Linked DNA regions of Homo sapiens: region 2 is linked to region 1. The links are chromatin loops, found by intact Hi-C in ENCODE. Cell type or tissue: PC-3. All regions are shown on one strand. Each heading gives the region's core, and the rest is flanking DNA. Links, peaks and the distances in the headings are about the cores only.

Evidence for each region. Peaks named below come from ENCODE experiments on the same cell type or tissue, not always from the same donor. Only the 100,000 strongest peaks of a DNase experiment are listed, where the experiment ranks them.
Region 2: a loop joins it to region 1, with 4 times the contacts of the local background. A loop is called at or near these places in 6 of 110 quality-filtered maps.

The regions. Positions count from the first base shown.
Region 1 is chr9:29,690,232-29,694,984 of GRCh38, reverse strand. No RefSeq gene overlaps it. Among named protein-coding and RNA genes, the nearest start is that of LINGO2, 480 kb to the right of the region's middle. In PC-3, for the core only: a CTCF peak has its summit at 2,763 (motif pointing right); a DNase peak (open chromatin) is centred at 2,754.
Region 2 is chr9:29,283,706-29,288,458 of GRCh38, reverse strand. No RefSeq gene overlaps it. Among named protein-coding and RNA genes, the nearest start is that of LINGO2, 72 kb to the right of the region's middle. In PC-3, for the core only: a CTCF peak has its summit at 2,457 (motif pointing left); no DNase peak of the experiment used is centred there; H3K27ac peaks cover 715 bases.

The DNA.
Region 1 (4,753 bases), core at 511-4,510:
TCAAAGGCTGGTTTGTAACTTTATAGTTAATACTAATTAGATATTTACTGGTTTATTTTATTTTATTTTATTTTATTTGAGATGGAGTCTTGCTCTGTCACCCAGGCTGGAGTACAATGGCACAGTCCCAACTCACTACAACCTCCGCCTCCTGGGTTCAAGTGATTCTCCTGCCTCAGCCTCCCGAGGAGCTGTGGCTACAGGATGTGCCACCGCACCTGGCTAATTTTTGTATTTTTAGTAGAGACGGGGTTTCACCATCTTGGCCAGGCTGGTCTTGAACTCCTGACCTCGTGATCGGCCTGCCTCGGCCTCCAAAGTGCTGGGATTACAGGTGTGAGCCACCACACCCGGCTGACTGTTTTTTAAATTGACAGATAGCATTGTATGTTTTGGTCATTTATGATGTAATGTTTTGAAAGACATACATTATCAAATGCTTAAATCTAGCTAAATAACAAATGCATTATCTCATACAATTATCACTTTTGTTTTAAGAGCACATAACATCTATGCTTTTTATATTTTTCAAGAATACAATCTATAATCATTAACTATAGTTACCTTGTTGTACAATAGATCTCTTGAAATATATTCTTCCTAACTGTAATTATGTATCCTTTGACCAACGTCTTTCATTTCTCTTCCCCCACATAACCACGCAAGCCTCGGTAACCTCCATTCCTCTGTTTTTATGTGATTAACTTTCTAGATTACACATATCACTGAGATAATGTAGCATTTGTCTTTCTATGCTTGGCTTATTTCACTTAACATAATGTCCTTCAGGTTGATCCACGTTGCTGCAAATAGCAGGACTTAATCTTTATAGCTGAAAATTCGATTGTATATATATCCCATATTTTCTTTATTGATTCCTCCATTGATGGACACTTAGGTTGATTTCACACATTGACTAGTGTGAATAATGCTTCAATAAACATTAAAGTGCAGATGTGTCTTTGACATATCAAATCCTTTCTTTTGGATATATATCCCATAGTGAGATTGCTGAATCATATGGTCATTCTATTTTTAATTTTTTTGAGAAAGCTCCATGCTGTTTTCAATAATGGGGGTACTAATTTACATTCCCAAAAACAGTGTACAAGGATTCTATTTTTCCCATATCCATGCCAACACTTGCTATCTTTTGTCTTTTAATAATGGCCATTGTAACTTGGATAAGGTGATACCTAATTGTGGTCTTGGTTTGTATTTCCTTATTAGTGATGTTTAGCTTTTTGTTTACCTGTTTGCCATTTGTATGTCTTCTTTTGAGAATGGTCTATTCAGGTCTTTAGCCAATTTTTAAAAATAAGGTTATTTGTTATTTTTGGTGTGTTGTAGTTTTATGATCATTTGCCACAATAAATTTTTAAATTTCCCTTTTGATTTCTTCATTCACAAACTGGTTGTTTAGGAGTATGTTGTTTGCTTTCCATGTAATGTAATGTTTCCGAGTTCCTCTTGTTATTGATTTCCTATTTTATACCATTGTGGTCAGAAGAGATACATGATATGATTTCAATCATCTTAAATTTGCTGAGACTTAATTTGAGTCCTAACATATAGTCTATCCTGCACAACGGTCTATATGGCATTGAGAAGAATGTGCATTTGGTAGCTGCTGGATTGTCTGTAACGCCCATTTTGTCTAGAGTACCAGTGAATAATATACCCTCAGACGTTTCTGTGTTTCTTGTCAGAGTCTTTACCTTTAATCTTGAAGAACTTTCTTCAGCATTTATTGTAAGACATGACTGGTGATGATTAACTCCCTTAGCTTTTGATTATCCAGGAAAGTCTTTATCTCTCCATTTCTGAAGATCAGCTTTGCTAGGTATAGTATTCTTGGTTGACTGCTTTTTTTTTTTTTAGCATTTTGAATATACCGTCTCACTCTTTCCTGGCCAATAAGGTTTCTACTGAGAAATCTGCTTCTGCTGTTAGGCATATTTGCTTTCTTTCTCTTAATGTTTTCAGGATTCTTTCTTTGTCTTTGATCTTTGACATTTTGATTATTATACATTATGGGTAAAATTTTATTTGGATTGAATCTGCTTGAAAACCTTTGACCTTCTTGTACCTGGAATTTACATCTTTGGCTGGGTTTGAAAGGTTTTTGTTTTTTCTTTAAAGAAGCTTCCTATGCTTTGGTCTCTTCTTCCTCTTGATCACCAATAACCCATACATTTGCCCTTGTTATTGTTATTACATAAATGCCATAAGCTTTCTTTATTCCTTTTTAATTTTTCTTCTATGAATGTTTGTTTTCAATTAACCTGTCTTGGAGTTCACAAATTATTTTCTCTGCTTGATCAATTGTGCTGTTGATGCTCTGCATTCAATTTCTTTATTTTGTTCATGTATTCTTTAGCTTTAAAATTTGTTATTTTTTAAAAAAATTATTTTAATCTCTGTAAAATTTATTTGATAAATTTATAAATTCTTTTTATTTTATTCATATTTGCATAGTTTCCATAAAACAGTTATTTTGAATTTTTTTTCAGGTGGTGCCTACATCACCATCTCTTTAGGATCAGTCACTGTCACATTATTTTGTCCATTTATGATGTCTTATTTCCCTACTTGATCTTAATCCTGTGGCTGTGCATCAAAGTCTGTGAATTGATATTGGTACCTAACCAAGTTTTCACAGCATGGCTTTCTTTGGGAGGTTCCTTTGGCAATAGTGCTGTCCATAGATTCAACGCAAGTGAGGTTAGGTGACTGCGAGGTCTTTAAGTTGTTGAAGCACTAGGGGGCCCCCTAAGCCTAGGACCTCTGCAGCAGGAATCCTTTAACTGCTGAGGCTGACATAGTGCTGGGTCTCATTCGAAGTCCATGATCCCTGAGACCAGCATAGTATTGGGGTATACCTAAGGTCGTGACCACTATGGCCTGCCTGCCACTGAGGTTTGTTCAGTGTTCAAGGTCATTGTAGTCAGCCAGTGATGATGTGGATTAGATCTTGATTCTCTCTTGCCATAGCCACAGGTTCCTGTCTGGCACTGTCACGTGTCTAGAGGCTTTGCCCATTGGTGCTGGCCTGGGGATCTGCCCAGCACTCGGTTTTACAGCAGTGGGGCCTCTACTGATTCCAAGGCGAAGTCCTGGTTTATTTTTATTTCCTTCTCCACAGGCAGCTGGTGTCTATCTGTGCTGTGCTGCCTGGGGTTGGGGCAGGGGTGACATAGCTAATGTAAAACTTCTTCAATGAATCTTTACTCATTATTATGCTTAAACCAGGTACTGTGAACTCACATCTTGTTTCCTTAGCTCTTATGAAGGTTTTCTCATGCATGGATAGTTGTTCAAATTGATGATTCTGTCAGTGGATGATTTTGGAGAGTCTCACTCTGCCATTTTACTCCACGTCTCTCTGAACTGACTTTTTTTATAAATAGATATTTCATGTCTTAAAAACTAAACTATTATTCAAATTCAGGTATGCTGGTTACTGGAAACATGTCGTCTAATTAATTTGATTTATGGTAGTTTGTGAAAACAAAAATAATCTAAATCTAATTCTGTCAGGGTGCAACCAGAGAAACAGAGCCAGTAGAAGACATTTGTTTACCGAGTTATTGCAAGGAATTAATGTGTGCAATTGTGGGAGCTGGCTAAGAAGGTCTGAAGTCCATGGGGCAGGTGGCCAGGAAGAGCAGGTCAAATCTTTCATGTGCAGGTTGAATCTGTATTTCACAGGCAGAATTTCTTCTTTTTCAGGGAAGCCCCAGTTCTGTTCTTAAAGCTTCTCAGCTCATTGATTCAAGACCACCCAGATTATCTGAGATGATTTTACCTAAAGTCAGCAGATTATGGACTTAAACTATATCTATAAAATGTCTTTACAGCAAGACATAGAATAGTGTTTGACTTAATAACTAAAGACTGTAGCCTAGACTATGCCTGAGCATTCCAGCCTGCTTTTTATGAAGGACTGCCTTGTAAATTTGGTTACTATTTTGTTAAGCATTTGAACCCATATTCATAACAGATATTGGTCTGTAGTTTTCATTTATTGTGAGGTCTTTGTCTGGTTTGGTTTCAGATTAATAATGACCTAATTGAGTTGGGAAATACTATCTTCTCTTTTACTCATTGGAAGAGTTTGTCAAGAGTTGGTAAAAGGACTTTTTATAATGTCTGGGAGAAGATAGTAATGAAAGCTCCTGGGTCAGGCTTTTTCTTTATGATAGGTTTATTATTGTTACTAATATTATTATTAATCAATTAACTTGTAAGTCCTATTAAATTGCTTATTTTTGTTGAGTCAGTTTTAGTAATCAGTATGTTTCTTTAAAAATTGTCTATTTCATCTATGTTATATAATTTATTGGCATACAATTGTTTATAGTATTCCTTCCTGATATTTTATTTCTACATGATTAGTAGTAAAAACCTTTTATTTCTGATTCTATTCACTTTTTTTCTTGATCAGTCTAGCTAAAAGTTTGTCCATTTGTTGATCTTCTCAAAAATAAGATTTTGCGCCCACTTATTTTGTCTATCATTTTTCTATTCTCTCATGAATCTTAGCTCTAATTGTTATTATGTCCTTTACTATGCTTGATTTAGGCTTACTCTGCTCTTTTGTTCAGTGTCTCAGAGTGGAAGTTTGGGTTATGGATTAGAAATTTCTCTTCTTGATATATCCATGTACAGCTATAAGTCCCCCAATAAGGACTACTCTATCTGTACCCCCATTAAATATTGTTATGCTTTTTCATTTTCATTCATTTCAAAG
Region 2 (4,753 bases), core at 534-4,533, 410 kb after region 1:
TTTTCAGACATTTTTAAAGGAAAAAAACCTTCGTTCAAATGAAATTTCGACTGGTAACCCAAAACAGGAATCTGATAAATGCACACACACACACACACACACACATATACACACACACATATATATATCTACACACACACATATGTACATATTATATACACACACACCCTGACATTAGAGATGAGGTCTCACTATGTTGCCCAAGTTGGTCTCAAACTCCTAGACTCAAGTGATAATCCTGTCTTGGCTTCCTAAAGTTCTGGGATTACAGGTGTGAGCCACTGCACCCAGCCTGGGTGACTTTGAATATAGGTAAAACTTGGAGTAGTAATCAAAGATAGTTGATAATTCCAGGAATACAAATGTCATATTAAAGTCATGAAAGGAGAAAAAAATAAGGAGGGAACACACAAACACAAAACTTCTATCCCTAGAAAGATAGAAGTAGTAGAAGTTTTCTGAATTAATTTGTAAAATTTTAATCCTTGTTCAAATTTATACTATGACGTGACCTTAGCCAAATACCTGAAACTCCCAACCCTAAATTGGTTTATTTGTAAAATGAGCTTCTTTGAGGTTATGTAAGTAAAACACTTACTATTCTGTCTGGCAGTCAGTAACAACTTAATTAAGGGTTTCTTAAAAAAGAAATTTTTTTTCCTTTAATTCAGCATTATTCTACACTAGGTTACTTCACCACAACTTTAGATGTTAATGGTGACCTTGTGTACATTGGATTTTTACAAATTATGGCGTAATAGCAAAAGCATTCATGCCATATAAAAAATCAATTTCAGGTAGATTAAAAACCAAAATGTGAAAGGCAAAACCATAAAGCTTTTTGAAGATTATATGGAAGAATATATTAATGTCCTTTATAGGAAAGGATTTCTTAAACAAAACGAAAAAAAGCAGTAACCATGAAGAAAAAGATTAATAAATTCAACGCTGTTAAAATTATAGCCATAATTTTTTCTTCTTCAAAAGACACCATTTAAAAAGAAAAGTAAAAAGCCATAGAACAGAAGAAGCAATTTGCAACACGTACAGCTGATGAAGAACTTTTATCCAGATTTTGTATGAAGAAAACTTTGAAAAATCAGACATCCCAATAAAAAAATGTTTAAAAGACTTAAAACAGGCTTTTAAGGCTTAATACAGGCTCTATTTTGCCATAGAGGAAGTCAAAATACCAATAAATATGTATAAAGGTGCTAAACTTCAGTACTTATTACTAAATAATAGCATTTTTCTTAATATTAAAATGTATTAACAAGGATATAGAGCTACAAGAATTCTGTATGGCTGGAGGGATTGTATTAATACATTGGTATCACCTCTTTGGTAATCCATATTCCATAATCTAGAAATGTTGACAATGTATTCCTTTTGATTCAGAAATTTCACCCCTGCACATAGTTCATAGAGATAAAAACAGTGATTTGCAATAAGTAAAAGAGTGTTTAAAAGGCAATTTTTCAGTGGTGGTGCATGCTTGTAGTTCTAGCTACTCAGGAGGCTAAGGCAGGAGGATTGCTTGAGCCCAGGAGTTTGAGGCTTCATTGAGCCATGATTGCACCACTGCACTCCAGCTTGAGTTACAGAGTGAGAGCCTGACTCTAAAAAATTATATATATGTAATATATTATATACAATACATATATAATATATAAAATATAATAATATGTATCATATAATTATATATATATATATATATATGCAATTGCTCATACTTGTCAAACACTGGCAACAATCCATGGAAAATACATTGGGGGTATGTGAATAAAGCAGACCATATATACAGCAACATTAGGGTTTCTAGAATACATCATTTTGAACAAAAAATAAATAAAAACGATTACAGACTGAGTTTACATAATGTTCTAAAAAAGGCAAAATGAAACTATGTTGTTTAAAAATATATTCGTAGGTGACAAAACTATAAAGGAAATCAAGACAATCTTTATAAATGAGTCAGAATAGTGGCTGCCTTGAGGGTAATTGGGAAAGGCATTTTGATTTTCAAGGTTTGTCAGTCGGGATCTAAAGAGCTATACCAGAGGAGTAATTATAGATATGTAGGCAGAATTCTGAAGAATACTGTTGGGTTGAGGGAGAGTAGTTATGGAAGGACGGACTTGGAAAGGAGTACCCCTTCTCAAGACTGGGTTCATCGTTGGAGAAGGTGTAGTTGCATCCCACAAGATAGTAACCTTACTAAGTTTTCCAAGCCAAAGTTAGCCCACAATCACTGGACAACCCCTCTGGAGTACAGGAAGGCCAAGGCCAACATTGGCTCATAAATGCAAAGAGGGAGTCCAGGAACCACCATGTTCAGAATCCTCTCATCATCAGGGTGGCACATATTTACAAACCACACAGTAGGAGCAAGAAGCCAAAGGCTTCTTGGCCTTTGGAATCAGAAGTCCCTTCCTCCCACGAAGTTCTTCCAGTGCCCTCTATTGACATCGCTTAATATTGTGCTTGCAGCAAAGAAAAAAATGCTTAAAACTTCCTTGTGGCAGAGCAGATAAAACAGGGTGGGTTTGATTGAAAGTGTGAGGAAATTAACTGATAATTGGCACAGAAAAGGGACAGAGGAAGACCTCCGGGAATGGTCTAGTACTTCATCTGTGTGATAGTAACAATAAAAGGGTTCTCATTACATCTATTATTAAACTGCAAAGTAATATTTATGCACATATACTATATGTCATAATAAGATGTTGATTTTTAACAGTTATATCATGTGAGTCCCAAATTTCTTAAAAAATGGAAAAAATAAATAAAAAACAAGGTAATATAGGCAAAATTGTTTTGAATGACATGAAAAATGTATAATCCAATATAAGGAATTAAGAATTTGCCATTAGTTTTGAAAAGTCCACTTTTTGGAAAAAAAATATATAGTCAGGGTTCTCCAGAGACACAGAACTAACAGTATGTATCTGATTGGATATATCTCTTTCTAGATATATACTATGTATGTCTATATACACACATATATATCCTATTGATATATCTCTTTCTTAATATCGGTATCTATATTTATACACATACACATATATACATAGATGCAATTGTTCCTTGTACAACATGGGGTTGCACTACCTGGGTTTTCTTATATGTGAATTTTTTTCAATAAAAGTTACACCAAGTATACCCACCTCTCTTGCCTTCTCTTTCATGCCCCACCCCCCACCTCTGCCACCTCTGCCACCCCTGAGACAGCAGAGCCAACCCCTCCTCTTCTTTCTCCTCCTCAGCCTAGTGAATTTAAAGACAATGAGGATGAAGACATCTATGAAGATCCACTTCCATTTAATGAACAACAAATATATTTTCTCTTCCTTATAATTTTCTTCATAACTTTTTTCTCTAGCTCACTTTTTTGTAAGAATACTGTATATAATACATATAACATAAAAATATGTGCTAATCAACTGTTTTGTTATGAGTAAGGCTTCCAGTAAATAGTAGGATATTAGTAATTATGCTTTTAGGGAGTAAAAATTTGTGCATGAATTATTGACTGCATGGGGAGCAGTCAGCACACCTAACTCCCACATTGTTCAATGGTCAACTGTATATCTAGTAAGAGATTTATTATAAGGAATTGCCTCACATAATTACGGTGGCTGAGGAGCCCCATAATCTGCTGTCCATAAGCTGGAGACCCAGGAAAGTTGGTGTATTTCAAGTCCAAGTCCAAAGGCCTGAGAACCAGGAATGCTGATGGTGTCAGTCCCAGTCCAAGGACAAGAGAGACCAATGTCCCAGTTCAATAAGTCAGGCAAAGAGAGTGAACTCTGCGGTCCTCCACCCTTGTATTCTATTCAGCCCCTCAAAGGATTGTACAATGCCCACCAGCATTGGGGATAGCAATCTGCCTTACTCAGTCTACCCCATCAAATGCTAATTTCATCCAGAGACACTCTCAGACACATCCAGAAATAATGTTTAGCCAGATATTTGGGAACAATCATGCTCCAGTCAAGTTGACACATAAAATTAACCATCACAAAAGCAAATATTTACTTATAAAGTGATATTACTGCCAAAACATTCCAAGAGCTTAAAAATCTGCTTGTATTTCACTGAGAACAAAGAGCATGTACACAATTATTTACTTAAAAAGTAAGCAGTCTCTTATTGTTTGATGAATAATATTTTAAGCTATAAGTGACCTAATATTATCTAGTCCAATTATTAATGTGTAAATATGGAAATATTGATACCAGAAATATTAGTGTTTTCAGCTAGTAAACATCAGGGTCAGAATTGGAAACCAAATCTCCTTACATATAATTCATGTTCTTCCCTGAAGACTGTGTTTAGGATCTTAAGAAATCCCCCACGGGTGCAGAAATTTTATGAGTTTGAATGGAAGCAATGGTTATGGTCTGCTTCCATTTTCACTCATTTGATCTTTCTTCTTTTGAGTGGGTTTGAAGCTGAGCTGTATTACAGATCGGTAGCCTCTGGCAGTGTGAGAGGAAGATGAGCCTACCATAGTGGAATAAAAAATGAAAAGTGTGATAAGATGTAATAAAGTAAAATAAAATCCTTGCTTAATGCCCCAATAAACTGTCAGAGTTTGGGTATGGCGGCTTGTTGGGCTGTGCTTAGATGGGAGCAAGTGAGATCAGCACAGTGTTGAGCGAACATGCTGTTATTTAAGTTTTCAAAGTCATTTGAGTTAACAAAAAGAATGAATAACAGCACAATGTGCATCTCATTATGATATTTAGTT